6 separate regions of the Mus musculus genome follow, and regions 1, 2, 3, 5 and 6 are each linked to region 4. The links are chromatin loops, found by intact Hi-C in ENCODE. Cell type or tissue: heart. All regions are shown on one strand. Each heading gives the region's core, and the rest is flanking DNA. Links, peaks and the distances in the headings are about the cores only.

Evidence for each region. Peaks named below come from ENCODE experiments on the same cell type or tissue, not always from the same donor. Only the 100,000 strongest peaks of a DNase experiment are listed, where the experiment ranks them.
Region 1: it touches region 4 in a loop (3-fold over the local background); 37 of 42 quality-filtered maps call a loop at or near these places.
Region 2: it touches region 4 in a loop (2.9-fold over the local background); 8 of 42 quality-filtered maps call a loop at or near these places.
Region 3: it touches region 4 in a loop (3-fold over the local background); 7 of 42 quality-filtered maps call a loop at or near these places.
Region 5: a loop joins it to region 4, with 4 times the contacts of the local background. A loop is called at or near these places in 4 of 42 quality-filtered maps.
Region 6: a loop joins it to region 4, with 2.9 times the contacts of the local background. A loop is called at or near these places in 7 of 42 quality-filtered maps.

Annotation. Positions count from the first base shown.
Region 1 is chr2:84,657,292-84,662,652 of GRCm38, forward strand. Btbd18 (BTB (POZ) domain containing 18) reads left to right here and starts at 1,788. Exons shown (of 5, transcript NM_001145100.1): 1 at 1,788-2,302; 2 at 2,806-2,890; 3 at 3,757-3,868; 4 at 4,140-4,309. The coding sequence starts at 4,186. It also overlaps a transcript of Ctnnd1 not described here. In heart, for the core only: a CTCF peak has its summit at 3,194 (motif pointing left); no DNase peak of the experiment used is centred there.
Region 2 is chr2:84,797,020-84,802,380 of GRCm38, forward strand. Ube2l6 (ubiquitin-conjugating enzyme E2L 6) reads left to right here and starts at 1,809. Exons shown (of 4, transcript NM_019949.2): 1 at 1,809-1,913. The coding sequence starts at 1,887. In heart, for the core only: CTCF peaks have their summits at 1,261 (motif pointing left), 1,460 and 2,390; DNase peaks (open chromatin) are centred at 1,282, 1,812 and 2,402; H3K4me3 peaks cover 2,640 bases; H3K27ac peaks cover 2,535 bases.
Region 3 is chr2:84,600,234-84,605,325 of GRCm38, forward strand. It overlaps Ctnnd1 (catenin (cadherin associated protein), delta 1), which reads right to left. Exons shown (of 19, transcript NM_001085450.1): 17 at 4,951-5,013; 18 at 3,416-3,519; 19 at 548-2,670. The coding sequence ends at 2,659. Among named protein-coding and RNA genes, the nearest start is that of Ctnnd1, 48 kb to the right of the region's middle. In heart, for the core only: no CTCF peak of the experiment used is centred there; no DNase peak of the experiment used is centred there.
Region 4 is chr2:84,451,998-84,457,358 of GRCm38, forward strand. Tfpi (tissue factor pathway inhibitor) reads right to left here. Exons shown (of 9, transcript NM_011576.1): 4 at 1,803-2,000; 5 at 560-598. Among named protein-coding and RNA genes, the nearest start is that of Tfpi, 19 kb to the right of the region's middle. In heart, for the core only: CTCF peaks have their summits at 2,264 (motif pointing right) and 3,418 (motif pointing right); a DNase peak (open chromatin) is centred at 3,444; H3K27ac peaks cover 661 bases.
Region 5 is chr2:84,756,165-84,761,525 of GRCm38, forward strand. No RefSeq gene overlaps it. Among named protein-coding and RNA genes, the nearest start is that of Gm19426, 14 kb to the left of the region's middle. In heart, for the core only: a CTCF peak has its summit at 2,789 (motif pointing left); no DNase peak of the experiment used is centred there.
Region 6 is chr2:84,615,306-84,620,666 of GRCm38, forward strand. Ctnnd1 (catenin (cadherin associated protein), delta 1) reads right to left here. Exons shown (of 19, transcript NM_001085450.1): 5 at 4,614-5,149; 6 at 1,175-1,638. Among named protein-coding and RNA genes, the nearest start is that of Ctnnd1, 33 kb to the right of the region's middle. In heart, for the core only: a CTCF peak has its summit at 2,673; no DNase peak of the experiment used is centred there; H3K27ac peaks cover 720 bases.

The sequences.
Region 1 (5,361 bases), core at 827-4,826, 210 kb after region 4:
CTTGGGGTAGGATGGTCATGTATCATTCCCTTTACAAATTTACAACCACAAGCTGGGTGTGGTGGCACATACCTTTAGTCTCAGCACTTGGGAGGCAAAGGTAGGTGGACCTCTGAGTTGGAAGCCAGCCTCGTCTACAAAGTGAGTTCCAGGACATTCAGAACTACACAGAGAAACACTGTCATGAACCACACACACACCCTCAGAGAAAGAGAGAGAGAGAGAGAGAGAGAGAGAGAGAGAGAGAAATTTTACTACCACAAAATGGTACTTGATTTAAAACAATAAACATGGAAAAAAAAAAAAACAAGCCAGTCCGGCATTGGTGGCACATGCCTTTAATCCCAGCACTTGGGAGGCAGAGACAGGCGGATTTCTTAGTTCAAGGTCAGCCTGGTCTACAGAGTTCCAGGACAGCCAGGGCTACACAAAGAAACCCTGTCTCAAAAAAAAAAAAAAAAAAAAAGAAAGAAAGAAAGAAAGAAAAGAAAAGAAACGAAAAACCAAGTCAACCAACAAAATCTATTTCTTAAACATTATTTTAGCTTTGATAAAAATATACTAATAAGTGGGTAAAATATTTTCCTTCCACTTCCCCCAGAATAGTCCACAATGGAATTGTACCTGCTCAATCAATTCTACTGTTCTGGTTTGATTTTTTGTGACAGAGCCCTGGCTGTCCTGGACTCGTTTTGTAGACTAGGCTGGGCCTGAACCCACAAACATCTGCCTCTGCTTCTGCTGGGACTAATAGTGTGCACCACCATGACAGCTAGTGGTGGTTTTGTTGTTTGTTTTGGTGTATTGACAGGTTCTCTCTACATAGCTCTGGCTGTCCTAGAAATCATTATGGAGACTAGGATGGCCTGGAAGTCAGAGATCTGCCTGCCTCTGCCTTCTTAGAAATGGGATTAAAGGTGTGTACTACCATCACCACCACCACCCCCCAAAAAAGGTCAGGCAGTGGTGGCACATGCCTTTAATCCCAGCAGCACTTGGGAGGCAGAGGCAGGTGGATTTCTAAGTTTGCGGCCAGCCTGACTTACAGAGTGCATTCCAGGACAGCCGGGGCTACACAGAGAAACCCTGTCTCGAAACACCAAAAAAGGCATATACTACCATGCTAAACTCATTCCTTGAAAAAACAATTTTTTTAAATCATTGTTTTTAGTACCATCACTGAAAAGCTTGTAGTCAGAATCTGAGCCTCCCCACAACTTGAGTCACCACTTCTCTGAGATTCAGGACTGGAACTGAATCCATGGGGCCTGGGGGGGGGGGGGGGGGGCGAGGAGCAGGGGGAAAGGTGGTCAGAAACCAGTCCGTATTTTTTTTTTTTCTGAACCTGTCTCTTCTTAGAAAATACCTATCTTAATCAGCAATCTTGCAAGCAGAAACGTATGTTTGGTTTTTTTTCTCCAAAAGATCTAGAAGGATCTAGCCAGGACAACGGTTATTTGCAGCCTCTTCAAGAAGAACACGCACACCAAAAAAAAAAAAAAAAAAAAAAAGTACCTCAACCGCTTCGAAGCCCTCCCAATTTAAGCAGAAGTCTTGGCCCTGTCCTCCATGTGCTCTGGGCCAAGGCAGATTCCAGAAGAATCCCTCCCATGCAGGCCCATGTGCCCTACCTCTCGCCACAGCCCAGCCGGCTCCCCTCGGCGTCAACTCCCTGGAGACTTCGCCTCCCACCAAGGCGCCCCTCCTCGTCTGATTGGCTCGCCCAGGAGCGGCCGTCCAATGAGGATGACGTATTCCGGACGCGCGGAGGGAGGAAGGAAGCAGTCAGGAACCCTCGACGCCCGGAGCGCGAGGCTGGCAGCGCGCGGTGTTTAGCCTGGGCCGCGTGGCCTCAGACCTCGTCGTCATCACTCCCAGTGCATGTGGGTGCTGGAGACCCGCAGCGGCCCGAGGGCGCCAAGGAGAAACTACAGAACCCGTGTGGACGAAGCCAGCGGTGACCGCGAGGGCCAGCCCTGATTTCAGGCCTCCACTAGCGCCTTGCTCCATTCCCAGCACCCCTCGCGCCGAAGAGCCTTCTTCAAAGGAGTTGGGCCTGGGGGCCCCAGGCGTGTGGGGGTGACCTGCTTTGCAGGGCCTTCTGTGCCACCGTTTCGCCACTAACCCTCATTTTCTTGTTTCTGGAGTGGGAGGGGATCGCTGAGGTTGTGGGGGCAACCTCTGCTGCTTGTCGCAACCTTTCGGCTTGAGGCTGGACATTAGGAGGAGACCAGCAAGCAGACAAGAGGACCGGAGGAAAGTGAGGACAACAGGAACAAATTCTACTGCAGAACAATTTCAGGTTGGGTCTGAGGACACGGCTAAGGCCTTGATGCTTTGGAAATCCTTCCCTCACCCTTGCAACTGGGGCCTCGCTCCTCTACATTTCCAAGGGCGGGGATGAAAATTAGTAGTCTTTCCCATCCTCTTTCGTAGTATAAGGCCACACACAAGCCAGGCAAGACCTCTACCCAAGTTCTATTTTGAGAATGGAGGTCGCTAAATTGCCCATGCGGATCTGAAACATATAATACTCCTGCCTTGGCCTCCTGAATAATAGCTAAGATTGCAGACATAAGGACACCAGACCACCAAACCCAGCTGATGCTTTGCGTTCTTTTTTTGTTTTTGTTTTTTCAAGACAGTTTCTCTGTTTAGCCCTGGCTGTCCTGGAACTCAGGCTTGGCCTCGAACTCCGAAATCTGCCTGCCTCAGCCTCCCTAGTGCTGGGATTAAAGGCGTGCGCCACCACGCCCGACGCTTCGCCTTCTTAATTTACTTACTCGCTCTTTTCTTTCCTGATAGTTTTGACGTGAACTATTTGGACTCTTCAGTGCTACCTGACAGAAAACTACGTAACGGTACCGGAAAAAGAACGCACAGTTGTACGGTGAGTGGAGGTGGGGAAGTGGTCATGACACATACACACACACACACACACACACACACACACACACAAACTAGACGTGTAGGTCAGAATATTCATTTTATTTGGTGGAGAAGAGTCAACTGCTTACCTCTCCTCGCTCCACTGTTAGCCAGGCAGTTAACCAGGGACACAAAGTCCACAGTATTGCAAATTGATGAGGCCAGTCTGGCTCACTTTGGTCAGTCAACAACTCACTTTGCTCTTGTTTCTCTGCAAGACCTCCCACATCCTGTCTTGTCTCGATTGTGCACCCTCTGCTGGTTAGTGTAATAAGTGAAAGGGAAGTGCTTATGGCTTTGCAGAGTCACTTTTATAGCTAGCAGTTAGAGCTTTTGAAAGTGTGAGGTTTAGAGTATTCTGAGCTGTGGTGCTCAGGAAGAATGCAAGTAGTTGGCACTACAGGAGTTGGGTCTTGGTGCTAATATGAATGAGAAAAACTGAGTAATAAAGATAGCAGACAGAGCTGGGCATGGTGGCACACGCCTTTAATCCCAGCACCCAGGTTGCAGAGGCAGGCAGATTTCTGAGTTCAAAGCCAGCCTGGTCTACAAAGTGAGTTCCAGGACAGCCAGGACTATACAGAGAGACCCTGTCTCAAAAAACAAACAAACAAAGATAGCAGACAGACACTTAAGGAGATAGTTATTTTGTACTAGGCATACACTGGACTAAGCAATCTTGCCTGTATTGACTCATTTAATTTTGAGTCAGTCTCCCTGTGCAGCCCATGCTGGCTGACCTCAAACTCACAGTTCTCTTGCCTTTTCGTCTCAGTTGCTTCAATTACAGACATGTACCACCATTCTCTTATTCTGTGTTTGAGACAGGGTCTCATATAGCCTAGGCTGGCCTTGATGGATGTCTGCCTCCTAAGAACTGGAATTTTAGACATGCTCCCCCATGTCTGGCTTATTTAAAAATTTTTAGAAGCCTTACAAGGTAAGTACTGTTATTTCCATTTCATGCATGAGAAAAATGAGTCTCTGAGAAGTTAGGTTACCTGCATGATATTAATACAGCTATGCTACTTTAGAACGGAGCCAAGACTCCCCCTGTCATAATAGTCTTTCTTGACATTATCCTCGGGGTAACTTCTCAGCTTGTGTTTCTTCAACTCATTAGCTTTTAATTTTTTTTTTTTTTGCCATTTAAAAGACAAAAACATAAGTTAGGGTTAATCTTAACTCTGAAATATATTATCTCCCCACAGGAATCTGAACCAGGAAAACCTAGAAGGTTTATTAACCAAATACAACATGTGCTCTCCTGCCAGTTCCAAAATCCTGTACAGGAACCCCCGGTTCCTCCGGGTAGCTTTTCTACAGCTTCATCACCAGCAGCAGAGTGGTGTGTTTTGTGATGCCCTTCTGCAGGCAGAGGGTAAGAAATTAACCGAGGTTGAGCTGAAAAATTACTATAGAACAAACAAGGTAAAAATGAGTTCAAGGCCAGAGATAAACTGTAAACCCAGAAGAATATTATTAGCTATATATGTTATAATCTCGCTGACAAAAAGCTTTTTGTTTCCAGGACAATTATTTTTGGGAGGGTATGAGGTTTTATTGGTAGTAGTGTTTATTTTGTTGAGATAGGGTCTCACTATGTAGCCCTGGTGACCTAGAACTTGCTTTGTAAGCCAGGCTGGCCTCAGGCTCAGGGATTTGAAACTTGACTCTGCTTTCCTAGGGCTAGGATTAAAGGCTTTCTTTTAGCACCTGGCTTAAAATAAGTTCGCATGTTTGTTTGTTTGTTTGTTTTTGAGATAGGGTCTTATGCAACCTAGGTTTTCCTCAAACTCTATGTAGCTGAAAAAGGCCTTGGACTTCTAATTCTCCTGCCTCCTGAATTTTCCACCATGCCTAGTTTGATGCAGAGCTAGGGATCAATCCTGCGTTTTTTGTGCATTGTAGGCAAGCACTCTACAAAATAAGCTATATCCACAGCCCTTCTAAAACTGTTCTCAAGAGTAGAATTGTTGGGAAGCTGAAAAGATAGCTTAATGGTTCAGAGTATTGACTGCTCTTCCAGAGGAACCTGGTTCGATTCCCAGAGTCCACATTTCAGCTTACAACTGTCTGCAACTCACACATGTGGTGTACAGATAAATATGTAGGTAAAACATAAAACCATTTTTTAAAAAAGTTAAACTGTTACCATTTTTTAACCCCTAAAATTAAACTAGAATGGGGCTGTAAAGATCTGGCGGCTCACTGGCTAAAGACATTTGTTGCTTATGTATCAGCAGGCACATGTTGGCTTAGACCCGTCCTTAAGTCCAGTTCCAGGGGATCCAGTGCCCTCTTAGCAACTGGTACACATGTGGTACATATGCATCTGTGTGGATGGAGTACTCAATATATAATTGAACCTGGATTTTAAAAAAAAAAAGTAAATCTTGAAGATAGGCAGGACTTAGGAAGTTGATGTAAAAG
Region 2 (5,361 bases), core at 674-4,673, 350 kb after region 4:
GTAGTTAACAGATATATATGCAGGCAGGAATCCATACACATAAAATTAAATTAAATGATTTTTAAAAAATTAAAGGCCATTGTTAGCTGCATATCAAGTTTAAGACCAATCTGAACAACACAAAATGGTATTTAAAAAAAAAATACTGGGGCTGGAGAGATGGCTCAATTGTTAAGAGCACTGACTGCTCTTCCAGAGGTCCTAAGTTCAATTCCCAGCAACCACATGGTGGCTCACAACCATCTGTAATGAGATCTGGTGCCCTCTTCTGGTGTGTCTGAAGATAGCTACAATTTATTCATATATAGAAAATAAATAAATAAATAAATAAATAAGTAAAAAATACTGAAGGGAAATTTTCTCTCTGTGTTTCAACTGCTTGAGAGCCCCTCAGAGGACAAACACCACAATTTCTCCATCTGATGTGTTCCATCGATAGTACCTGGCACTTGGTGTTAACTAAGACTACTAACCAGAAATGGGTTCAAATGCCCTTATCTCCAAACTATATTTAGGGATTGCTGATGGTGTCCTGCTTATTGCTGGCATTTAGAAGGTATCTGGTTAAAGTTATTGAACTGAAAAAAGAACCCAGAATCTTTTTTTCTTTTTCAAGATTTACTTTATTTACTATATGTAAGTACACTGTAGCTGTCTTCAGACACACCAGAAGAGGGCGTCAGATCTCATTTCAGATGGTTGTGAGCCACCATGTGGTTACTGGGATTTGAATTCAGTACCTCTGTAATAGCAGTCAATGCTCTTAACTGCTGAGCCATCTCTCCAGCCCCAGAATCATTTTTCAAGCACATCCTATATGTAAGCAGAGCAGATATTTGGTTCCTGGACAGGAAAATAAAAATCATGTGACCTACTGGGTCAAAATCTTGGGCTTCAAAATATGCTAATTTCTGGGCTGGAATGGGTGAGGCAGGTAGGTGGATTCCCTTCTAACTCTAGAACTTCTTCCAGAGGCTGGGGGCTGCTATTACACCTTGGCCTCGACTTGAGCTGGGATGAGGGGGGTCTTTACTCTTGCGCAGAGGGCTAGAGACTTCTTGGCTGTTCATTTGGACACACAGTAGTTCCATAGTTTGTAATCAGTTGGTGATAAAATATAATAGGCTCCTGAAATCTATCTCGAGGCTTCAGCCACCCATCGTTTTCCCAAATTGCCACACAGCAGACACTTTCTATGTGTTCAGTAGAGTAAAACACAGAACGCCCAAAATAAAAGCGAATGAGTCCAACAGCGTCCTCTAGTGGTGCTCGGGCACCAAGCAACCTAAAAGAAGCATCGCTGCGTTTCTGCCCATCTGCTGGACTGTACCACTCAGGGAGCGGTCCTCGGAGGACATAAAGTCTATACTGACCCCCCCCCCCCCACTCTCTTTTAGAACGGAGCACTGAACCCACAAAGGCAAAGTGACTTGGCCCAGGATTCTGAGACTTTCTTTAGAGGTGGTAGGTTCACAATTCCATTGCGGAGGTCGCAGAGAGCCCTGCCCCGGAGCTACTTTGCATCAAGAGTATCTCATCTGTGCTTTGGGCGAGTTTGCTCTCAGCGTCCGGGGAGCTGACAGAGGCTGGAGATGAATCCCATCCTGGCTTCTACGAGATGTACCCCGCAAGATGCAGGAACCAAGAGGAGCAGTGCGCTCCACCGACGTAGTCTCTGATCTGCAAGGAGCATGAGTTGCTGAGATACGAGATCGCCAAGCTGGGCACTCGACTGCAGCCTCCAGATATCCACCAAAGGGGTGGGGAGCAGGTCTTTGCAGCTAGAGTCGGTGTGGGTGGAGTGGAGCGTGGGCGGGGCTCGGGAGCTGCAGTTCAGAGAGCGGTGTCCTGCTGGAATCTGCTGGTGCCCCACGCTCCAACCCGAGATGATGGCCAGCAAGCGAGTGGCGAAAGTAAGCCTATGTAGGATGACCCTTTCCTTGTGCCCCTTCCCGCCCTGCCCTAACCTTTCCGCCCTGCCCTAACCCTCCCCTGCCCCCTTGCTCTCTGAGCTTTTTTTGTTATTTGGGTACCAGGGCTGGCTGAAACTCAGGTATCCTCACCTTTTCCCAATGGAGAAATGGGAGGAGAAAGGCGCGGTGTGTGTGTGTGTGTGTGTGTGTGTGTGTGTGTGCGCGCGCGCGCGCGCGAGAAGGAGGGAGAAAGAGAGGAGGAAGGGAGGGGGCCTGATTGAGAAGGTCTGGAAAAAAAAGTTGTCATCAGCTTCAAAAAAAGTTGTCATCAGCTGTACTGGCCACGAGAATGAACTGGTCTTTCCAAATGGTTTCCAATGTATTGGGCTTTCCAAACTGGTTTCATTTTCAATTTCTGCTGGAAATTTATTAGTGGAACTTATCTAAGGCACAGGAAGGGCTCTGTTGCTCCGCCTAGTGGATACACCCATAATTTGATACCTACATTACCCGAGGCCACAGAAGAGTGATGTTGGGCGGTGGGGTGGTGAATGGACAGACCGTGAAATAAAACGTACAGACTAGTTCCTGGATGAGAAGTAACAATTTATGCTCTGAGTAGGTTATTTGTATGCAGTCCTGCTCCAGCTACTAAACGCCTACTTTGTACTAGCCCAGTGCCAGGCAGCAGGAGCAGAAAAGGAACAGAAATCTTGTTCCGTTTGAACGTTCATTTCTATGAGACACTATTTGGTACTATCTGAAAGAATGAAAAAAGGGCAGTTTCCTTAGGAATGTCTAGACCGCTGAATGGAGCCAGGATTAGAGATCGTGGAGGAGAAATGCTCGTGAGCCAGGGCTGGTACCGCTAGGCTTTGAGTCTCCCCGAAGTGCTCCTCTAGTCTGCAGAATTGAGGGGAAGGCTTCCTCAGGAGACAGAAGGGATGGTTGCTGGCCTCATGTTTCTCTCTCTCTCTCTCTCTCTCTCTCTCTCTCTCTCTCTCTCTCTCTCTCTCTCCCTTTCTTTCTTTCTTTCTTTCTTTCTTTCTTTCTTTCTTTCTTTCTTTCTTTCTTTCTTTCTTTCTTTCCTTCTTTCTTTCCGAGACAGGGTTTCCCTGGCTGTCCTGGAACTCACTTTGTAGACCAGGCTGGCCTCGAACTCAGAAATCCGCCTGCCTCTGCCTCCCCAGTGCTGGGATTAAAGGCGTGTGCCACCCAGCTGGCCTCATCTTTCAAAAAGAAAATTCTTTTGAGATGGAGAAGTCCAGAGCAGACCCAAAACAGAACTAAACTTTGTTGGTTTTAGGCTGGTACTAAATGGGGCAAAGGGTAATTTGCTACCTCAACGCTAAAAGGTAGACTGGCTTTTGTTGCTCCGGAATTGTCAGCACCAGGCAGTTTGTTTTATTTAACTCTTAGAACAACTGTGAGATAACTGTGTCTTCCCATTTCATGGAAGAGGAAACTGAGACATCAGGGAGAGTAACGTGGCTGGCCAGTGATATTCTGCAGAAGTAATGGGGCTGGAATTTGAGCCCAGACTGATAAGAGTCTAACTCACAGGGCTTTTCCTGCCTGTTTGCCTTCACTTTCATTTCTCCTAAGTCAGGTGACTTACTAGCTGGCTTTGGGAGGAGCTGTGTGCACTGGTGTGGGTTTCAGCAATCATGGAAAGTTCGTCAGAATTCATCAAAACACAGAAAATTCAAGTGTTAAGAGAGAAAATTTCCCTTCGGTACTTTTTTTTAATACCATTTTGTGTTGTTCAGATTGGTCTTAAACTTGATATGCAGCTAACAATGGCCTTTAATTTTTAAAAAATCATTTAATTTAATTTTATGTGTATGGATGTCCTGCCTGCATATATATCTGTTAACTACCTGCATGCCTAGCAGAAGCAAATGAGAGCATTAGATCTTCTGGAACTGGGGCTAGAGACAGTCATCAGTCACCATGTGGGTGCTGGGAATTGAACCCAAGTCCTCTGGAAGATCAACAAGTGCACCTCCCCACTGAGCCATCTCACCAGCTTAATTTCAGGATTCTTATGCCTCCATCTCATTCCCTAAGACATGGGATCATGGATGTGCACTGCTTTATCAAGTGTTGTACAGTGCTGAGGATTGAACCCAGGGTTTTGTGCACGCTAGACAAACACTCTACCAACTGAGCTGCATCTTCAGCCCAGAAAAATGTCCATTCAAGATCTATGTTATACCTAAGCCTTTGTTCTTGCCCAAGCTATGGCATGGGTTATGCTTGTGGTAAGATAGAATAGGCAATGAATGGTCATGGCTGTAGGTAGAAGGCATGAGAAGCCATTTGTTAGTGTGATTACATATGGAAGATGGGTTTAGTGATGAATGGGAGTGTGGCGTGCTTATATACTTGGGGGTCAGAGTACAGATGATGCACAGCAGTGAAGGACCCCACCCCCAAGCCCCTGGCTTAGGGGAACTTTCTACCTGCATGTACACAGGCCTTTCTCAACTTTCTCTCTGTTGACATTTGGGACCAGATCATTCTCTGTAGCTAGGATGTTTCATCAGCGTGGACTTTACCCGCTGGGTTGTGGCAGCACTCACCCCATCTGTGACAATAGAAAACGTTTCTAGATATTGGCAAAGGCGTCCTGATAGGTAAACACATCCCTGGATCAGAACCACTAGTTTGTATCTATTCATTGTCCCCAGCGTTGCCTTGAATATGTGACTGTTTTTCAAACCACCACCCCCTTCTCAAAATGAGAAGAACTGGAGTCCTGTGGGTGAGGTCCCTTGGTCAGATGCACCATGGTATAATGGGGACCCTGAGTGTGCTGGGAGTGTGGTGTAGGGCACCACCTATCTTGCTCAAGGTCCTTGGTCCCATCTCCACTACTGCAATAACCAAACCAAACCAAACCAAACCAAACCCAAAACCTTTGAGTTGCTCTGCAGTGAAGAAGCCATTTAACTCAGCTTTCCCAAATGTTCTTAGCCATAAAGCCCTTTTCCTATAGTAGCTATTAGTGTTCCATGGGGACCTGCACATGCTTGTCCTGTCTGGGCTCTCTGTCTTTGCTCCCTGTTTTTCTGCCTGGTGGGCTCCTACCTACTCTTCAAGAGCCATCTCTGAGCACAGCACACAGTCTCTGTGGAGTGTTCCCACTCTCCTCCTTCCTGGTTATGTGCCATTCACACTATTCATGGCCTTGGATTCGTTCCCTCCATTACTCCAAAGGCGTTCTTGAGGCTGCACTCTGTCTTAGTCAAGGGTCAGCCAGCGATGTTCAGTAGACTGCTCTTGAGAGAACTCAGGGATCTCTGGTGATTAAGCCACATTTCTGAGAAGGTGTGTCACTTCTCGTCCCCTAGTTACCATGGGTGATGTGCAGTTTCTCACCTGGGAAGCCTGGATCACCCTAAGGTGGTGGTGATGATGGATGCGTGATGTCTCTGCCGTTCAT
Region 3 (5,092 bases), core at 1-4,000, 150 kb after region 4:
TTTCTGTTAACCATATACAATTTGGCGGGATGTCCTACCAAACAACCCAACCGACTCCATAGGGCCTGAGCAGCATTGCCATGATCTGTGATCAGTGCTCTCGTGCAGAGGACTTTGAACTCTTTCACAGTTACTAAGGTAGCTGTTGGGACTGCTAGCTTCTAATCTTCTAGATTTGATATGTTGTGTTCAAAAGAGCCAAGCGTTAGAGGGCTTTGCTTAGTGCTGATTTTGTCATGATGTATGAGAACCCCAAAGAATGGGGAAGCCAGGGTATGCACTTCACTTTCTAACTCTAATAGCAGAAAGTTCTCATGCTCTACTTCAGCCATTCATTAAATATTTTTAAGACTCTGGAGTGGGAGGGTGTTACAAAGAACCTTCCTTCATTAGAGTTGGGACTGAAACTAAAGTAAGCCCATCCTGAGACAACGAACCGCCTTCTGGCTGCTCTGCATAGAAAAACAACACCGGCACCAAAGTAACTAAGAAGGAAAGGAGGGAAGAAGTGCAGCTGGAAGTGAAGAAATGACACAGACCTCCCACACACACACTTTAAAAACTTTTATTTATATAAAAAACTCATTTGTTTTTAAAAGCATTAACAAGAGAAAGAAAGAGAGAAAAGATACAGAGCAGAAGATATGCCCCTTAGTAGTATTCGGTGGGAGGGTAGGATTTTTGGTTTGCTGAAATTGAATGTTTAGTGTTTTTATAAATGAAAAAGGAAAAACAAAACAAACAAACAAAAAAACAGTTAAAGGTCCCCAAAGCCCATGGCTATTCTATTACCCACACCCCACCGAGAAGAAAGAGCACCAGGAAGAGCAGAAGAGGACAAGAGAACCCAAAACCAGAGGCAGATAGATGTGGGTGGGGGAGGCTCCCCTGTGCAGTGTACTCTGAGGGTCACAGAGAGCACAGAGCTCCTTTTTGCCAGAAAAGGGAAACGGGACTAGGAAGAAATGGGAAGGAAGCAAAGGTTGGGGGGAGGGGGTGACTGCAATGTATAAGAAAAGGAGTTGGTGGGCTGTGCACTTTTCTCCTACCCCATAGCCTCAATATATTAAGGAACAGGACAAGAGGGATAAAGAATTCCAGTTGCATTGAATAGAGCTTTTAGATTAAGGAAAGAAAATAAGGAAAAATGTTTAAAAAAAATTGCACCCACATAGTAGCTGCTTCTCTAGCCAAGCTGTAACACTCACTACAACAGAAAAGGGTGTAATGGAGGCATGGCCTGATTCCCTGTAGCCTTTCAGAGATGATGGGAACTGGGGACGACTAAGGAGTCAGAGTCACAGCACTCCCTCCTAACAGCCTCACTTTGAGACTTATCGGGATGGATTTTCACCAATCCCAACTGCACACTGTTAAGCAGAAGCCTGTTGTGGCTATGTCAGAGGCTTTAACAACACCCAGTAGGGACGTGAAGTTCCCTAAGTTACCACTCCTCTTCTTTGCTTCAGCTACTGGGGGTCAACAGTGGGTAAGAAAATAACAAGGTCTAACTTGCAAAATCATGAGAAATGAGACTGCAGAGGCAAAGAAAGGCACCTGGAAGAGAGGGAGGAGATGCACCCCAGGCCAAAGGCACAAAGAAGAGGCAAAGCCAGGGCAACTCCTACCTTACAAGGGCAAAGGGGGAGGAGCTATGTACAAGTCTTGTAAGTTGGCCAACAAATCCAGGGAAGGGGAGGAGAGGGAGGACAAGCTTATAAAGGACGAAGAGAGATGGGGTGAGGGGGCTGAGGAAAGCCAGCTCTGAAGCTTCCTGCCAGTTTCAGACTAACCACTTCATGTACATTCCTCCTAGAGGTTCATCTTCTCAATAGACAATCTTTCTGTTTCTTCTCAACCAGGGGGTTCCATGGCATTCTCCTTTTTACAAAGCATCTTGCAAAACAGCCAGGTCAAGTTAGCAGGTTTATCACAGGGTAGGAGAGGAGGGTTAAGGACAGCCTTGGTCAGGACAGCACCCCAAGGTTATCCTGAAGCTGACAGAGAGATGGAGTCTGTAGGTCCTTTGTGGTCCCTGCCTTGAACAGGAGGAACAAGAGTTCTCACTCTGAGGTTGGGGAGTACTTCACTTACTTGAGGGCCCTTGCCAGGTGGAATGTGCCAATGTTTCCAGCCTTCTTGGCTTCAAAAATCGCCACTGGATAAGGGAAGAACTCACACTTCCCCATCCAAAACAAAATAAAAAGTTCCCCCCACACCAGAAAAAATAGTCTTGATTAAAAGTCATCAGTTTGTCAGAATGCTGACTGCTGAACAGACAGTGTGTAATTTTCAGTTCTTCCCATTGCTTCCAGTAGAGAGTTCCACTCTCCCTCCCTCTATGCAAGGCCAAGAGTTCCAGGGAAGGCTGGCAAAAAGAGCTAATCTGCAGCAGTTTCTCAAGATATGCAAATAACAGAGTCAGGTTTCTTGGGGGAAAACTGGAAGTAGGGTCTGGGAGGATAGGACAATTAAACTTCAGTGGAAGATGTAGGTAATTCACGGATGACGGCAGCCAATTTGGGCTACAAGGGTAGGAGTCAGCCTGGCAGTTGGCACAATAGTCCAGCGAAGAAAGGAAAAAAATCATCAGTCCATTTCACCACCAAAAAATAAAAGTAATATATTATAAGCCCATATGGAGCAGGTAGAGTGGCGCTAAATCTTCTGCTGTGGGGAAAAAAGAGAAGGCTGTTAAGGCTGAGGACAGGACGACAGGGGAAACATACACAGCTGAGCAAATCTGGAGGCAGGAAAGCAGCACACAACATAGAACCAGATCATCCGCTGCATCCCAGCCTGGGAAGAGGTCGTGATCACAGAAGTAGAACCCTTGGGTACCATGCGGCTCAAACAAGTATCGCAGGCCTGATCAGATCAGCATGATTGGCAAAGAGTAGGCACACAGCAACCTCCTTCCTCAGGACCATCTTAGGGGTGACTGGAGGACATACCATGGGGGAGTAAGACACTTGGTTCCCCTCATCATCCAAAACCAACACATCCAACTCTTCCTCCAAAGATTCCTGCCCCTCGTCCTGCTGTGAACACATGCAATTTGTTAGTAAGAGAACCAAGGTAAGACTTTCTAAGTGTGTGCCAGATGGAAGGGAAATCCCAACATCTGTAAAGTGAACAAACCCTGTTAAGAGTACAGGGCAAACATCCTAAACAGGTAAGTGCAAGAGCAGGGAGATGTCCTCGAGAGCAGGTTAGTTAGTGTCAGTGACGTCAGCAACGCTTGCAAAATCCATCCACACAACCAATGAGCAACATCCCAAGAACCATCAAGATGCATCAAAGAAAACCTACCAAAAAGATTTGTCTTTTTCTTCCCGCCGCCTCCCATTTTATATATCATACAGTTTCAAAATAGTATTAGCCTCATACACAGCAATACATAACAAGGATTTACCATCAAGGGTGCTCCCTTCAATGGTTCCATATCACCCAGATCCCCAGATCGGTCCAGTGTTCTGTTGTGGTCTCCTCTCTCATTCAGTGTGGAATAGTTGTTATCTAGAGGAAGAAAGTACACAGAAATAAGACATTCCTTCTAGTATACAATGTATGTGAATATGTGAATTAGATTGTGAAATGAACTGTTTTAGATGCACCAACAAGATATTAAACACTGGTGCTTTTTAACACTTACACATAACTTGAGTATAATGGGAAAGATGGTGTATGAGAAATACCCAATACTGGGGATGTACTTCAGTGGTAGAGTGGTTAGTCTAGATTCAATTCCCACCACTGCAAAAACAACAAAGCAATAACAACAAGAAACAACAGTGTATCCCTTGGTGAGTGACACTAAAGAGACCTGGCCTACAAAAGAGATACAGCCCTGAAATTGAGAGAAGACAGAGAAATATGTTAACAATTGAAAGAAACTGATAAAGCAAAACACAACTTGAGTTTAGGTTTTGGGAATGAAAAGAATTTAGAAGAACAAAGGGGAAGGATATTCCCATAGAAGGCTTCATATACCCAAGTAGAATGATGAGATAGAATAGCAAATAGGAAGGAGGAACAAGAATTTGAGGTCATCCTCGGCTAACCTGGGCTATGAAATCCTGCTTAAAAAAAAAAAAAAGACCAGTAGAGAGTAAAGAGAAAAAACAAAGAGAGTTAGGGCTATACTAGTTATATGCCACATGAGACTTTCTGAGAACATATGTGGGAAGAAGAGGATCTATCAAGAATTCAAGGTCAGGGGGCTAGAGTGATGATAGTTCAGCACACTTGTTGCTACTGCAAGGGCCTGGATCAACTCCCATCACTCACTTGGTGGTTCATAACCAGCCCTAACTCCAGTTCTATGGGTTCTGACGTTTGAAAGCATGAGCCACCTGGTAAACACACATACATGCAGGCAAAAAAAAATCCCACTCGTACATACAGAATAAAATAAATTGGCTAGGCATGATAGTGTCCCAACACAGGGGAGGCAGAAATAGGTATATCCCTGTGAGTTTAAGGCCAGTCTGATCTACAAAGCAAGTTTCAGGACAGCCATGAATACACAGAAAGACCTGTCTCAAAAAAGAAAAAGGTTTTAAAAAGTTTTTTAAGTTCAAGATTGTCCCCTCCACAGCAACATGTGAAAATGTAGAAAAAGAGTAGACTGATCAAATTGTATTATAGTTTCAGATATCCTTTTTAAATGAGATAATCAATCACTTCAGGATGATAAATGGTAAGTCAGGTATGGTGGAGCATATCTATCATATCAGCACTTGGGAAGTAGAGGCAGGAGGATCAGGAGTTCAAGATCAGACTCAAGTGTAGTGAGTTCAAGACCTGACTATGTGACCTGAGACCCTGGAGAGAGAGAGAGAGAGATAGAGAGAGAGAGAGAGAGAGGGAGAGGGAGAGAGAGAATATATTCCTACTCACCCCAATTAAACACTATTCTGCAACATTAGACAGGAATTCACCACCTACCTAATGATTTTGTGTTTGACCCCATATTGCTCATTGGAATTTCTTCCCGGTCAGGTTTCTTATCTATATGGAATTAGAAAGTTACCCAAGTCAAAATCCAATACACCAGAATCTATATAAAGTAGACATTTCTTTTGGGAGT
Region 4 (5,361 bases), core at 628-4,627:
CTCAAGAGCATACATCTTTTCAATGACATCTACTAAAGTCACACAGTGCTGAGATTAACAATGGCTTAGTAACTGAAGAATGAGACAATCAAGGGTTTAACCATTATCTGCATGGTATTTAAAAAGCCTTGTGAAAAAAAAAAAGCCTTGTGGCTCTTGGGCAGTGGTCTTCATCTTCCTAAAGCTCTGACCCTTTAATACAGTTCCCATACCATAAAATTATTTCACTGCTACTTCATAACTGTAGCTTTGCTACTGTTATGAATTGTAATATAAGTATCTGGTATGAATGATATCTGATATGCAGCTCTTGTGAAAGGGTCATTTGACCCCTCTGAAGGGGTCACGACCCACGGACTGAGAGCCCTAGATGCTTTGCTCTAGATGCAAAGCTCATGGCCCATGGAGCCTTCCCAATGAACAGTGTCTGTAGTGTCTAAGTTTTCAGTTAAGAAAACATTATCTCTGACGTCATGTGGATGTAAAGAGAACCCCACCAGGGGTGTATAAGAACTATCTTAGATCACTGCTACTGATTGACACGTAAGTGAGCATTTACCTGCTCCAGATGCTGCCTTCACAGCTGTCTTCTCATAACCTGCCAAAGGAAGGATGTGAATCAGTGGCCGTCATCGACAATGTACTATTATGACTTGATCTTCAACTAGGACAGTTACATAATCCAATTAGCATTCTCATACATGCCCTAATGAACCAAGTTTTATAGAGAGAGGTTATTTTAGCCAGTCATTTTTGTTTCCTTGTTTTATTATTGTTTTTACCTATTATGTTAGTGCATATCAAATGCAAGGTCTTATAAATGCTATGCCAAAAAAGTCTACCACTGAACTGAATCCCCAGATCCCACTGCCGTTTTCTAAACTTGTTTTAACTGATAGATAGAAATGTAGAATTATACATAGCAATGGGGTGTTATGTCATATTTCAATTCACTGTATACTAAGTGATGTTTAAGTGAGGCGAGATACATCTACCCCCTCAAATATATATCAGATTTTTTTGTTGAAACTTTTTAAAACTTTTCCATGCAGCTTTGGGATGCATAATATTGCATTGCATGTCGCTCCCCTACTATGCATTAACACCAGGTGGGATTACAAATGGTAAGATTGGCAATCATTATCAAAACGTTATAAAATTATGATGTGACTGAGAGTAAGAATGCCAATGAAGTTTAATCACACATTATATGCTTTATAGTCTTTCAGCCATATATTCAATGCCAAAGCTAGACCAGGTAAAGTTTACATGGGAGGGATACAATTTTGATGTTTTTTTGTAGTATTACAAATTTTTCATATAAATGACTCATTTCTAGGTCAGTTTTAGAAACTCTAAGCTTACTCAAATAATAGAAGTTTATATGTGATAATACATTTATCCTTAGAGCCTAAGGGTCAGTTCTCTGACTCACTATCTTCAGAGAAAAGCGTTGGAGGAGCATGCTGCTTATAAAGGTGCAGCCAAGTCTATAGGAAAAACAACTGTTTCCTGACTGCCCAGCTCCCAGGTAGGTACGCTCGCTGCATTAATGTCATTGTACCTATGAAAGTCTTCCATGGACTATGGGTTTCTTCCCTTTGCAGTATAGATAATAAATGAAGCTTCATAATTTTATGATAACTGGTAGGATGAAATCAAGAAACAACAGTGGGCCAGAAACCTAGAAATGTAAACAGCAGGCTTTCCTGGGAAATCACATTGTTCTTCTAAAATTATTGAATCTGCACTGAGACCTCAACCACACCAACTCTTGTGCCACAGGCTTCCCGGAAACCTACCTGGTATGCATGTTTTCTTACACTCTTCCAGGGTATCAAATCGGTTCTCGTTCCCTTCACATCCCCCGTATATAAATTCTTCACATTGATGAGTATACATATTGAAAAAATAACTCCTTATCATTGCTTTGCATGGACCATCATCTGCCTTCATTGCACAAAATGTATGTAGCGGTTTCATTGACCCCAGCTCAGAATCTACAAGGTAAATTTTAAAACATCACGTGTGTAGCTCTCTCCCAACACTATGATAACATCCTTGCTGTTGTTTTGCCAAATATACAATTTCCACCGTCAATTTTTAAATGAGAAAATTAAAACTGAAAATTCAGGTTATTATGGGTTCCATGCAAGTAACGACCTGAGTGAGCGAGCCTATATGTTCCACGTGTTTGATAATTTATATATGATCTATAAGGAAGGCACTTGAGGCTTTAAATGGCATAAACCAATTTGTCCTTTAGAGGGCAGCAGTGCTCTGTTAAGAGACAATCTATGAGCACTACTGTAAAACATTCTCTTCATTCACCATTATTTTAAATACTAAAACATGAATGGACATCACGTCAAAGTTCTCACCTAAAAATTATTTTAAAACAAAGTGTAAATTGTACATAGATGATAATCTAGTAATAAATCCATTTTTTTAATTCCCTACAATTTTAAAATGTGAATTTTTGGAAAATATTTTACATACATTTGATCTAGGCTACTTTCAACTATCTTCTTCCATTTGCAATTCATTACTATAGTTAAATATTAATTAATATATTCTGGCCATATTTTAATAAAGTTATGATTCTAACAAAGACATTGGAATGTTCCCACTTATTTCTTCCTTTTTTACTTATTTACTTGTTTGCGAACATGCTTGCAGGTATGCATAAGTGGAGGGGTGCACATACTCCCTGACTGTCTCTCTTCAATTGCAATCTCTCACTACCCTAGAACTCAAAAGGCACGCTAGGCTGGCTGGCTGGCTCTGGGGACACCGGGCCTCAGGAATCTGCCTTTCTCTGGCTTCCCACTACAGGACTTACAGACATGCACCGCCAAAGTCCAGCTTATTTTTACATTCATTCTGGAATAAAACTCAGTTCCTGGTCTTACAAGTCAAGCTCATTCCTGTCTCCTCAGCCCCAATCACCTATAGTACTGGTAAAATCAGATATCTGTGGTGTCAAACGTCAAGTTGACTGAATCAAGAGTTATCTGAGAGATGGCTACTGAGCAGGCCTGGGGTATGGCGGGGAAGCACTGATTGATTCTTTGACTCCCACGCTCTGGGCTGAGAACTAGACAGTGTTACCGGAAGGAGAGCTAAGCACAGATTTTGTCGTGCTTCTCTCTGGCTGACTTATATCAGCTCTTGCTTACTGAAATCGTGTGTGTGTGTGTGTGTGTGTGTGTGTGTGTGTGTGTGTGTGTGTGTGTGTGTGTGTGTGTGTGTGAGTGTGAGTGAGTGTGAGAGAGAGAGAGAGAGAGAGAGAGAGAGAGAGAGAGAGAGGGAGAGAGGGAGAGAGAGAGAGAGCGTTTCTGTCGGTATGTGTTCAGGAAGACACAGAGCCCAAGTTCAGCCTGCTATTTAATAAGTTGGCCACAAGAGGGAGACAGTGTACCACAAAAGAGTTGTTTCTTCAGTGCTGTTGATGTAGTTACAGTAATTACCGGCAAACTTTCCTCTGAGTAATTACAATCTCATGGAACTTCGTTATAAAATCATCTAATGATCTCCCAGCAGTGATGCCAGACACCTTTAATCCCAGCACTTGGGAGGCAGAGGCAGGCAGATTTCTGAGTTGGAGACCAGCCTGGTCTACAGAGTTAATTCCAGGACAGCCAGGGCTACACAGAGAAACCCTATCTCAAAAACAAAAACAAAAACAAAAAGCAGATCTACTTTTGTAGATGTTCTTTGTGATGCAGGTTTTATCAAGTTGCTTAGACTTATACGTGCAGATGAGAGAACTGACTCTCATATGCTATTATACCAGGTATAATTCACAATAATAAGAGTAAGATTATCACAGACCTGAAAGGCTGAGATTTCACCCAAATACTTGGACTAAACAATTCAATTTAATAAAGTAATGTCTGCTCAATAGCACTCTAAAAATTGCTTTATAAAGCTGGAACTCATTTTTGATGAAAATCTGGTGCTAAATTCATAGCAACCACGTAAAGACAAAAACACTATCAACTTTTTATTTCGTTATTACCTTATTTCTTTAGAATTCCCATATTAATGAAGTTACCATAATTTTATATCAGTATATTCTATGCATTGATCTTGTTGCTGTTCACACCTAAGCAGGATGTCCCAGACAACAGGAAGACCTCGGGTTAATCTCGGACATCCACAGCCATCCACTCTTGGGAAGGTGTATGCCTGTCTTGGTTTTCATTTATGGGGATAACCTTTTTGAGTATTAAAATTGTGCCCTGAATACGTATCTATCAAGAACTGGGTTGTTATTGCAGATACAACAATATATCGGGCAGCAGGCCCTTTTAATGACGCTTGCAATCACTAATTTACAATAATTACAATAGTAATTTATTGAAGAGCTTACTAAAGAGCGAACAGCAGACTACCTCAGGGAAGGAGTAAGGATAATTTTTCTTACACTTGGAAGAGTTGAGAATAATGTTTTTAAAAATAAGGACTATCCTTCTGTACCCATGAAACTAGAACATTTGCCGAATATTATAACAAGAATCTGATCCGAGGTAGCCAAAAAATAGAATTATAATTTACATTTGAATATTTGTGATTGAGTGTTTATATTTTGTATCTCCTAGCATAAGGGTAACAATCTGGTTTTCTTCCCTGTGTCTTGGGATGTCAAATAAAAAGCTCAGTGAAATACAGAATGCTCAAGGGTCACGGGATGCCTGGGTGATAGCGTGTCCCTCCCCTGGAGAGTGTTTGTGGATCGAGGGCCAACAGGTAGCTTACTAAGGGTCCCATGCTGCGTGCCTCTTGGTATTGTAAAACTAATTAAAAATTAAACAGAAATAAAACAAACCTAGATAAGACTGTGCAACTAGTTGATCAAAAGAGTGTCAAGTCTACAATGTTAAATCAAGCTGTAGCTAGCTGCAGGACTCCGCCCTCTAATCCTAGCCCTCTGAGACTGAAGCAAAAGCTCATAAGTGCAAGGAAGGTCAAGCTGCACCGTATAGTTGGGAACCCTCCATGACACTGTGGGGATTTAAGACTCTCCTCTCGGCTGCCATCATTCCCTCCCTCCCATCAACTAAGGCATCAGGCTCAGGAGTTGGGTTTACCCAACCTTGTTCCTGGGGAATACACTGGACAAACTCACTAGAGATGAGAATGCATACATGAGACTCTAATATATGTTAGAACTACACTATAATCTGTCAAATTGTGAATATTTCCCATTATCAATAACTTGAGTTCTATCAATAGTTTTGTGCAAAGTGTTACTGTGGGGGAAATATATAAATCTACAATGATATAACCACTCACATTTTTTTCATTATTAATATTCTTATCTCACACCTCATGAAATTGGAACTCCAGTCCACACCA
Region 5 (5,361 bases), core at 607-4,606, 300 kb after region 4:
TTGTTTTGTTTTTGTTTTGTTTGTGAGAGGGTTCAGAGTACTCTGGACCTTGCTGTGTAGCTGACGCTATATCCTTGAACTCCCAATCTTCTTGCCTTTACCTCCCAAGGATGGGAAGCAGGCATATGCCACCACACCATGCTAAAAGGATACTTCCTAAGGGCATGGCCTTCCATGATTACGGAGGACGAAAAGTTCCATGACAGGCTGTTAATAAGCTCGACAATCAGGGAAATTGGTGATACAGTCCAGTCCAAGTTCAAAGGTCTCAGAACCAAGGAAGCTTGTGATGCAACTCTCAGAGATCAAAGGTCTGAGAACGGGAAACTGTTGGTGAGAGCGCTGGATTCTACAAGCCAGACAATCTAGTGCTCTAATGTCTAACCACACAAGTGTGTCCCAGCACTAGAAAACAGAGTGAATACTAATTCATTTCCTTTACCCTAAATTTTAAAAATGTTCTATTTTTGTATTTATGTGTGCAGGTGGTTTTTAAAATTGTTATTACCTTCCCTACTTACTTAGTGTGTGCATGGGTGGGCATGTGTGTGCCATGGCATGAATATGGAAGTTAGAGTCAGCTTGCACACGTTGGTTTTCTCTTTTCCTTCCACTTTGTGGGTCTGGAGGATTGAACATAGGTCATCCTCAGGTTTGGTAGTAGGTGCTTTATCCCCACCGAGAGATCTCATTTGCCCAGGGTGTGGGTGTAATTTTGTCTGCGTGTGTGTATGTGCACTTCATGCATGCCAAGTGCCCACAGAGGGCAGAAGACACACCAGGCCCCCAGAACTGGAGTTAAAGACAATGTGAGCCATGTTCTGAGTGCTTGGAATCAAACCCTGGTCCTCTGCAAGAGCTCTTCACTGTAGCCTCCCCCAGCCTTGAGCGGGCTGATTCAGACCTTGCTGCCACTGAGAATGAGACCACCTGGGGTGGAGCCTTCTGACCCAGATGGCTTCATTGTTTTGTCACCACTGCTGCTCTTCTCCAAGATGCTGCTCCCTGCTGAGAGGCTGAACCTGTCTTCCTGAGAAAGTCCTGAGACAGCCAGCAAACTGGCGATTGACATCTTACTGCCAAACTAGTGTTGTCAGCCTAATTGCTTACAGGCTGGTGACAGGCATCAAGAGTGGATCGGGTGGGAGATGGGTTTTCCCCCTTTATAAGCACAGACTCTTAGTAAACATTGGACTTTGATCAGAAATTTGTCTTGGTCTCCTTTCTTCTCTCTTCTGCTGGCTCCTTTACAGCTCTGGCCTCTCACTCAGGAACCCAGTTCCTGTGGCCGCAAGCAGCTACACTTAACCACTAGCCCCTCCCTTTACCCTTTTGCTTCATCTGTGCTTGCAGCCAGCTGGATAGTCCCCATCTATACCAAGGGTACGTCTTCTACACTGGTCCGTTGCATCCACATGCCGGTCTTCTCTGAAACATTCTCAAAGACATATCCAAAGATAATGGCATAAGCCTGTCAAGCTGGCTTCTAAAATTAAATAACATTGGACTTTGTGTTAGATAGTTATTGATACCATTGTGTCTACCAGCTATAGCTTAGGACAAGACCCTGAGCATTGGTGGACACCAGGAGAGTTGTGATTCAGAGGTCTGGAACCTTCCAGAGTCTCAGTAGAACCTGAGAGTATTGTTATTGAGACAGCAGATGAGCTGGTGAGAACTATAAACTTTGCAAGGTTGGTTGTTTATTGTTGTCCGGGAATGCAACTCCAACTTTTTGTGTTTTAGACAAGTACTCTGTTACTCACCCATACCTTTGTCCAGGAATCAAAGTATGAATCCATATTGGGCAACTTAAGATTGTGGATCACTATTGGTTTCAGCAGCACTTGTGGAAATATCAGAACTCGGGGCTGGATAGATGGCTTCGTGGTTAAGAGCACTGACTGTTCTTCCAGAGGTCTCGGGCTTCATTTCAAGAACCCACAGGGCAGCACATACCTTCTGTGACTCCAGTTCTGTGACCACCATGGCCAAATTAACTAAAGCAAGCAATTAATTAAAACAAGCTTTCTATTTGTGTACACAGGTTGTTTCTTCCTAAGGCAGGGTTTGAGAGGTCAGTATTGGATATGAGGAAGACAAGACTTTTATAGTTTAAGGGTAGGGAATTTCCAAATGGGGATTTGGCAAGAAAAATAGGCGGGCTTACAGGAGCAGAACATAAGCATAACTTGTTAGTTATAACAACCTTCAGAAACAAAAACATGATTACAAGGTAGTTGTAACAACAGGTAGTCCTGACAAGGTAGCTATAACAACCCCTTTGAAACAAAGACAGGGTTGCAAATGATTACTAACTTTTTGAAACAAAGACGTGACTACCATTCTTGAAACAGGCAGTACAGAACCTGAACCTGTTAAGGTTACAGGTGGGGCATAGCCCAATTCATGAAAAACAGTTTAATCATAAACAGAAATGAACCTAGTTTATTTCTACTGTAAGATGGTTTTTGAGCCTAAGATGGAGGCAGGCAGGTTCTTCAATCTAACACCCTCTTTTGGCCTCTGTGGTCACCAGGCATGCATGTGGTACACAGACATACAGGCATGAAGGCCAAACACCCATACACAGTAAAACAAACAAACAAACAAACAACAACAACAAACCAGAACTATATGGAGATGTCATGGCCCCATACAAAACCTGTATGCCAATTCCTGAGATTTTTCATTTTTTGAAAGAAGAGAGAAGGAAATTAGTCTGGACCAACCAAAATTCAAGGGTAATGGCCACGTGAGTATGCAAGACAAAGCTTCAATAGCTCCATCATGTGGCAGAAATGCTAATTGTACAGAAACCACGACCCACTGATCTTTATTAGAATGTCACACAGGTGCTTGGTTGGGAACAGGATCATGGGAGTGGGTTTGCTGATTTATAAGACCCTGTCTGCCCTAAAGTAGGGCTTCAAGGTGGGTATTTTAGGAGTATATGTCTTTCTCTGCAACACGCTTGTCTTTTTCAAAAATACACGTGTTGCTGGAACTGGGATTAAGGATGTCAGCAGCAGAAGAAAAACCAAAGCAATCAGCCTACAGCTGAATGTATCAAATTTGTTCTTAGTATTATGATGTCAACAAAATGTTTTTAAAGAATTCATTTTGGTGTTGTTTTGTTTTGTTCTTTTTGAGTCGGGGTTTCTCTGTATAACAATCCTGGCTGTCTTGGGCTCACTTTGTAGACCAGGTTGGCCTTAAACTTACCAAGAACTTTCTGCTTCTGCTTCCTGGGTGCTGGGTCTACAGGTATGTGCCACCTCATCTGGCTCATTTTAGGTTTTCTGGTTTTTTTGGGGTGGAGAGGAAATTCAAGACAGGGTTTGTCTGTATAGCCCTGGCTGTCCTGGAACTCACTCTGTAGCCCAGGCTGGCCTCGATCTCAGAAATCTGCCTGCCTCTGCCTCCCAAGTGCTGGGATCAAAGGCGTGCGCCACCACGCCCGGCTTTTTCATTTTAGTTTTTTGAGACAGCTCTTTCTATGTAGCCCCAACTGTTCTGAAATACCCTGTGTGCCCTGTGTCCAGCAGACTGGTCTTAAATGCATAGAGATCCACTTGCCTTTGCTTCCTAAGGATTTTTTTTGTGTTCTTTTTAAGACAAGGTCTTACTGTAGCCTAGGTTAGCCTATAGCTGACTATGTAGGCCTTAAAATTTCAATAATTCTCCTACTTCAACCTCTTCAGCACTATTATTACAGACAAGCAACAAGCCCATATTTCTCCTTGGTTCCCTTAAAAATATTGTTATTACTATTATTATCATTATCGGTGCAGGTGTGTGTGTGTGTGGTGTTTGGCGTGTGTATGAGGTGTATGTATGTGTGTGAGTGTATGGTATGTGTGGTGCATGTGTGCATTTGTGTGTGGGGTGTATGTGTATATAATGTATCATGTCTGTAGTGTATATGTGTGTGTGTGTATGTGTGTGGTGTTTGTTTGGGGTGTGTGTACAGAGTAGGTGTGTATGTGTGTGTGTGGGGTATGTGTATATGTTTAGAGTGTGTGTGTGTGGTATGTGTATGTTGTAGATGTGTGTGTTGTATTGATATGTGTGTATGTGTGTGTGAGCTTGTATGTGTATGTGTGATGTATGTGTATGGTGTGTGTGTTTATGTATGTGTATGTGTAAGTGTGCTTGTGGGTATATTAGTGTATGTGTGTGGAATATGCATGTGTGATGTATATGTGTGCAGGGTGTCTTTGTGTGGGGTGTGTGTGAGGTTAGTGTGTATGTGTGGTGTATGTGTATATGCAGGGGGATATGTATATGTTTGTGGGTGTGTGTGATGTATATATGTGTGTGATGTGTTTGTGTGGGGTGTGTGTGTGTGTGTGTGTGTGTGTGTGTGTGGTATATGTGTGTATGTGGCAGGGTATTGAAGTAGAAATTTCTAGTTCTTTGGAAAGTTAGTTATGTCAAATGATGTTATGCTGGGGCGCCCAAGTGAAAGGATGTCTTGCTAAAGCAAACACAGGGAAGACTGTTTTCCTGAGGCAGGTACAGATGAAAGGATGTTTGGATATAGCAGACACATGAAATGATGCTTGATGAAGGAGTATAAATATGACCCCACAGACAGTGGGGGACGAGCAAAGTCTTGTTTTAATATGCTCCGCCTTGCTATTCTTCACTAAAGACACGCAGGTATTGGTTTGCCTTACATAGAGTTGTTGAGCTCAATTGTGATAACGCTGCCATTGAGAGAAACTTGCCCAAGGCTTGTTGTTTCTGCATCCTCGCCTCAGGCCAGCTGGCGAGCCTGGCAGTTTCTTCAGGATTGGACTACAGCTGCCTGGTGTCTGCCTGCCTAGAGGACGGGTCTGCAGCTGCTGAGTCCTATTTGGTGTTTGCTGCAGGGCTGAACTGCTGCCCAAGGAGATCAAACTCAACCCCGCCCTCCAAAGAACGATTACTGAACAAGTCCACTTCCTCCATATCCTAATAACTTTTCTCTTCTACCTCTTCTGAGTAGTGGGCTAGAGGAGAAGTTGAACCCTTATTAAAAGTAGGTTGCAAAAATTTTATACCTATAGGGCATGTGTGAATGTGGTGTGTATAGGTCATTGAACAATTTTTGAAAGTTGGTTCTCTCTGCACTTTCAGTTGGTGAAACATCCCCTTGGTCTTCATAAGGAAAGGCTCAGAGCAATAACTTGCTAGAGGGAGTTGCTGTAAGTCTGTACAAACATGTACAACCACTTAGATTGGCAATGTGGCCAGAGTGATTCACGTATCCTTACATCTACACTCTTTGCAGAATGACTTTGAGAGTCTTGTCTTTAAGAAGTAGAGACATGGTGTTGAGGAATCACGTGGCCAACTGTTCCACGTAATCTCACT
Region 6 (5,361 bases), core at 765-4,764, 160 kb after region 4:
CAAGACAGTATGTCTGCAGAATATCAGAGGCAGCCCTATTCTATTCCTTCTTCGTCAATGACCACAGATTTACCCATTACAGAGTCTAGGACTCCATGTAGTATTAGTCAGGCTTCTGGCCCATGGTAATATGTATTTTATAGTATAGTTTAATATAGGCACAAATAGCTTTACAAAACAATCTACACCAGTTTCTTTAGCTCAGCAACACAGTCACTTTGGACCACATAATTCTTTGCTGTGGGAAGTTGTCCTGTCTATTGTTGGATGCTTGCCCGTTAATCAGGCCCTAGCCTTTACTCATTGGATGCCAAGAACATGCTCTACCTAACCTCAAGTTATGACAACCAAAAGCAACTGCAGCAATGGAGATGTCCTCTTGGGGCAAAAATATCCTGCCAATTAAGAACCAATATTTCTTTTTCTTTCTGGAATGGTGATTATACCCCCACAAAACGGATCACCTTGTATAATCTGGAAAATTATTCCAAATAAATGGCCATAAACTCAAATTTCTAAATGGAACAGGCTGCTTGAGTCAAGAAAGGTACACATTTAAAACAGATTATAAGGTTGTGGATAAATGGCAATTGCTCTCCAGCTTGTGTCTTTGGAAAACAAGTTTCTCTACTACTATAGTTGGTCAAAAATAACAGACTGCACCAGAAATGGTGGCCCACTCGTTAATCCTAGAGCTCAGGAGGCAGAGGCAAGTGGATCTCTGTGAGAAGACAGCCTAAGCTACATAGTGAGTTCTAGAACTTGCCTACATAGAGAAAGACTTTACCTCAAAAAAACAAGAAAACATGCAGGTATGCACAATGTGTTGGAGAATATTGCGTGTGTCATGTGTCATCCAATCAAATCTGTAAAGCAGATTTGACCCAAGGCTACTCACTACCTCGGAACCTATAATCAAAAGATAATGGATTGGCCAGGCATGGTAGTGTATGCTTTTTATCACAGAATTTGGGAGGCCGAAGCAGGTAGATTACTTCAAGTTCAAGTCCAACCTGCTCAACATAGTGAGTTCTAGGCCAGCCAGAGCTACACAGTGAGACCCTGACTCAAAAAGAATTAATTATTCAATAAATTAATTAAAAGTTAAGAGTCTAGAAAGTTCTAGATCCATACCTGTCTATAGATTAACAGTGACCTCTAACCTGGCACTCACCAGTAATCACTTCAGTCAGGTCCATATCACGAGCCTTTCGGAGCAATCGGACCAGAGCAGGAACACCATCACAGTTTTTTATGGCGATCTTGTTATCTTGGTCACGTCCAAAAGAGATATTCTTGAGAGCTCCACAGGCTCCGAGGTGCACTTCCTTTTTGGGATGGTCTAACAATCCTACCAATATCGGGATACCCTTGAGCTTCCGCACGTCAGTCTTCACCTTGTCATTGCGGTAGCATAAGTGCTGCAGGTATGCAGCTGCATTGGACTTAACAGCATCCAAGCGGAAGCCTAACATGGCAATCACCTCTGGCAGCTCAGGCTGTCTCCAGTTTGAAGGTGGGGGCATTCCCTTTCGCAAACTATCCAAGCTTGCTAAACTGCCCCGCTCATGCTGAGCTAAAGGAGCCCAATAGTACTGATCAGGCGGCACCTCTTCACCAATCATGTCTTCATAGCTCCTGCAATTTTGAAAGAACAAAGAACCAAGCAGTTAAATCTGGCTTCATAGACATTCCTATTACCAATCATCTTCAAGGTAGGATCACAGCTCTACAGAGATCATGTGTCTCCTCTGTATGGTCAATTTTTAATAATTTTGTGAGCAAGTGCAAGTACTCTCAATGTCCCTCGACATTATTATTATTATTTTTTTTTGAGACAGAGTTTCTTCCCAAATCTGAAGCTTGCTGATAAACTAGTCTGACTGTCCTGCAGGACCCAAGGATCCTCTTATCTCTGCCACCACAGAGCTTAGCTTGTTATGTAGGTACTGGAGCTCAAATCCTGGTCCTCATGTTGTGCAAAAAGCATTTCACCAACTGAACTCTCTCCCTGGGTCCAATTTTAATAACTTAAAAGTAACCTGTGGCCGGGTGTGGTGGCGCACGCCTTTAATCCCAGCACTTGGGAGGCAGAGGCAGGCGGATTTCTGAGTTCGAGGCCAGCCTGGGCTAAAAAGTGAGTTCCAGGATAGCCAGGGCTACACAGAGAAACCCTGTCTCAAAAAACCAATGAATGAATGAATGAATGAATGAATGAATAAATAAATAAATAAATAAATTTTAAAAAGTAACCTGTGAAGTTTGCTGATTGAGAAAGACAAGTATGTGGAACGTTCATCACAAAGAGAACACACAAGGAATCCGCACACAGGAAAGAGCTAGTGGAACAAAACTATTAAGCTCGCCCTATTTTGGAAATTGAAGAGGCACTGATCAAGAAAAACAGAGGACTTCTGGCTATATTGTTGAGGAGTTAGCTTTAGTACTACTGAGGCATAAACTTGAACACTAGCTGTCACAGTTCATCCCAGGGCCTCACGTGCTATTCAGTCAGACAGGTATGTTCCAAGAAGAGTTCCATCCTTCAACTTCTACATTTCCATGTCTGCCAAATGGCACCTATACACCAACATATATTGGAATGTCCCAGCTCTTGGATCAGAAGAAGAAACTGAAAGATGTCAGATGAGAAGCAACACTTCCTGTTTCAGTACCATCAATACCCACTAGAGGGTGAGCCTGTCACACTGTTATTTATAAGTACAAAGGAAGAACCCTATTATCTATGAGCTCACCTCACTCACCACCAACCCAACCCCCCCCCCCCCCCCCCGGGCTCCCACTGGGATAGGGGACTCTATTGTGTAGGACTCTCCAAATAAGACTTGCTTGTTCCATAAAACCACTCCCACAGTCACCAAACATTGAAAATTAGCCTACCTAACAGGTATCAACACTGATCATTAAACAATAAAAAACTCAGTAGAACAAATCATTTCATTAAAAAATAAATAGACTTGGCAGTAGTGGCACATGGCTTTAATCTCAGTAGTTGGGAGACAAAGGCAGGGCAAATCTCTATGAGTTCAAGGCCAGCCTGGTCTACAGAGAAAGCTCCAGGACAGCCCTGGTCTTGAAAAACCAAGGGAAGTAGGGGGTTGATAGTAAAGGCACCTTTAAACTTAAAATGTCATTTAAACAAAATAAAGTAAGTTGTTTTGTTTTAAAAGCAGATTGCTAAACACTATATGAAAAAATATTTCCTTTTAATGAGAAAACAGGATACATGTTTTCAAGAAAACCCCAAGAAACACCAAACTGTCCATGAGAGAATGGTGTTTTAGGCTGTATGCTGAGCATATTTTACTTTTCTTGTTTAAGACAAGCAACTATAAAAATAATTGCCACTGCCAGATTTTGTTTCAGTCACTCAAGGAAGTCTATCTTTATACTTCCTTCTTTCATAGGCAGTAGATCAAGATTCTTTCACAAATAACAAAACTGCACAAATGACCCAATAACTTGCTTAAGGCTCTATAGATAATGGCAGAGGCAAACTAAAACCAGGGTTTTCAAGTTCAGTGCTTTTGCCACTAATCACTGCCTTGCTATGAAAGTTTGACCTTGCACTATTCTTGAAGGCCGAAACAGGAAGCAGAATTCTTCTAGTCAAGAATCTTGCTAGTCAAGCAGGATTCCAAACTCAATGTCACCCTGGAATAAACCCAAGAACCAAGCCCCAAACCCGCTCTATGTGACTGGCACTTCAAAGGACAGCAGGGAACAGTCTGGTCATCCACACCCACCTGTGTCTAATCTCTCTTGGCTATTGAGGAAGTCAGAGCAAGCAGACTTCAGCCCCACTCCTTGGGCAGACTCTTCTAATGATAGCTGCTATCTATCTACCCTAGCTAGCTTACACCAGCTAAGATCTGGTGCCCCTTTAGGAATAAAAGGTGAGTCACATGGGAGTTGAATTTGCTAACCACGCCATCTGAAGAGTGTCAGTGACTCAGGCTTAGATAATAGGGCCTCTACTCCTGTCCCAGACTAATTCAGTTTATGGTTAGCCAATACCACCTAATATACATTTGGAAAGTGCCAAGACCTTTGCTTTGGAAGGTCATGAACCTACTTACAAAGACTGAGAACAGCTGCCAGGGCACCCTCACTATCAAGATAACTATAAGCCTTCCTTTATTTCTTAACTTGGAAAATATAGACCCTGATTTTAAAGTAATGTTTGCAGCCCAAGACCAAACATGTTTTTTTGTGCACACCCATAAGTAAGAGTTTTTAAAATAACCTTTTAAAAATATGAAATCCCGACAAGAGACATGACAAAGGCACTAATGAACAGCACACAAAGCCTAAAATGGGTCCTTTAAAAAAGGTCTACCAGCCAGAGCTAAATAGTGATACCCTGTCTCAACAATAACAAGAATAAAGAAAGGGAAGGAAGAAAGAAAGGGAGTGAGGACCAATCAATCCCATTGTAAAATCTTCCTCCATGGCAACTACGCATCCAAACAGTCAGCATGGCATCTTCAGCCAGCAAAGATCAGCTCTAGGAGGAAGAGCCCTCAGAGCAGACAGGTGCTTAGTGACCTCTAGGAGTCCCTAAAGCTACCTCTTCCCCCACTCCTGCCCACCTGAGGCGTCGTCGAGGGTCAGAGGGTGTTCCTGTCCGACGGGCAGTACCATAATCAGACATCATGCCGTAATCGAGGTCATCATAGCCCATGCTGCGCTGGTCATCCTCTAGCCCGTAAGGCTCAGGATGAAAACGATGCAGGTCCACACTGCTTCCACCTACTCGAACCTGGGGCTGGGGCCCATAGACATCTTGTCTACTGGGTGCCCGGTAGCCTTCCATGCTGGGCCTATACCGCTCCTCAATTCGGGTCACCCGGGACAGACTGCCGTAGTTGTCACTGCCACCTGGATAACCATCTTCATAGTGTCGGCCATACCCATCTGGAGGATAGTGGAAGTTCCTAGGAAGAGTGGCAGTGCCCGCTTGCCCCACATAGGGACCAGGGCCCCCATTGCCATTCTTGCGAAAATCACGGCCCAAGGTCTGGATATAGTTATTGGAGACTGCTGAGGCGTCCACGGGCAGCCCGTCTGGCCCCATGGGGACAGGCTGTACTGTCCGAGTTGTCATTGTCTTCACAACTTTTTTGACCTTCATTTAAGGAATAAGAAAAGGAAAACCAACTATTGAGGAAATAAAGAATCTAAGTTTAAATTCCACAGTACTCTAAGATAGAAACCCTACCCTCTAGGTCTTTATACAGAAGTGTGTGTCATCTATATCTCTTCTCCATCCTACAGAAGCCCTCAATGGAAAAAAACTGCCCAATCACTAACATCCTCTCCGGAAGCTACTGTAACTGT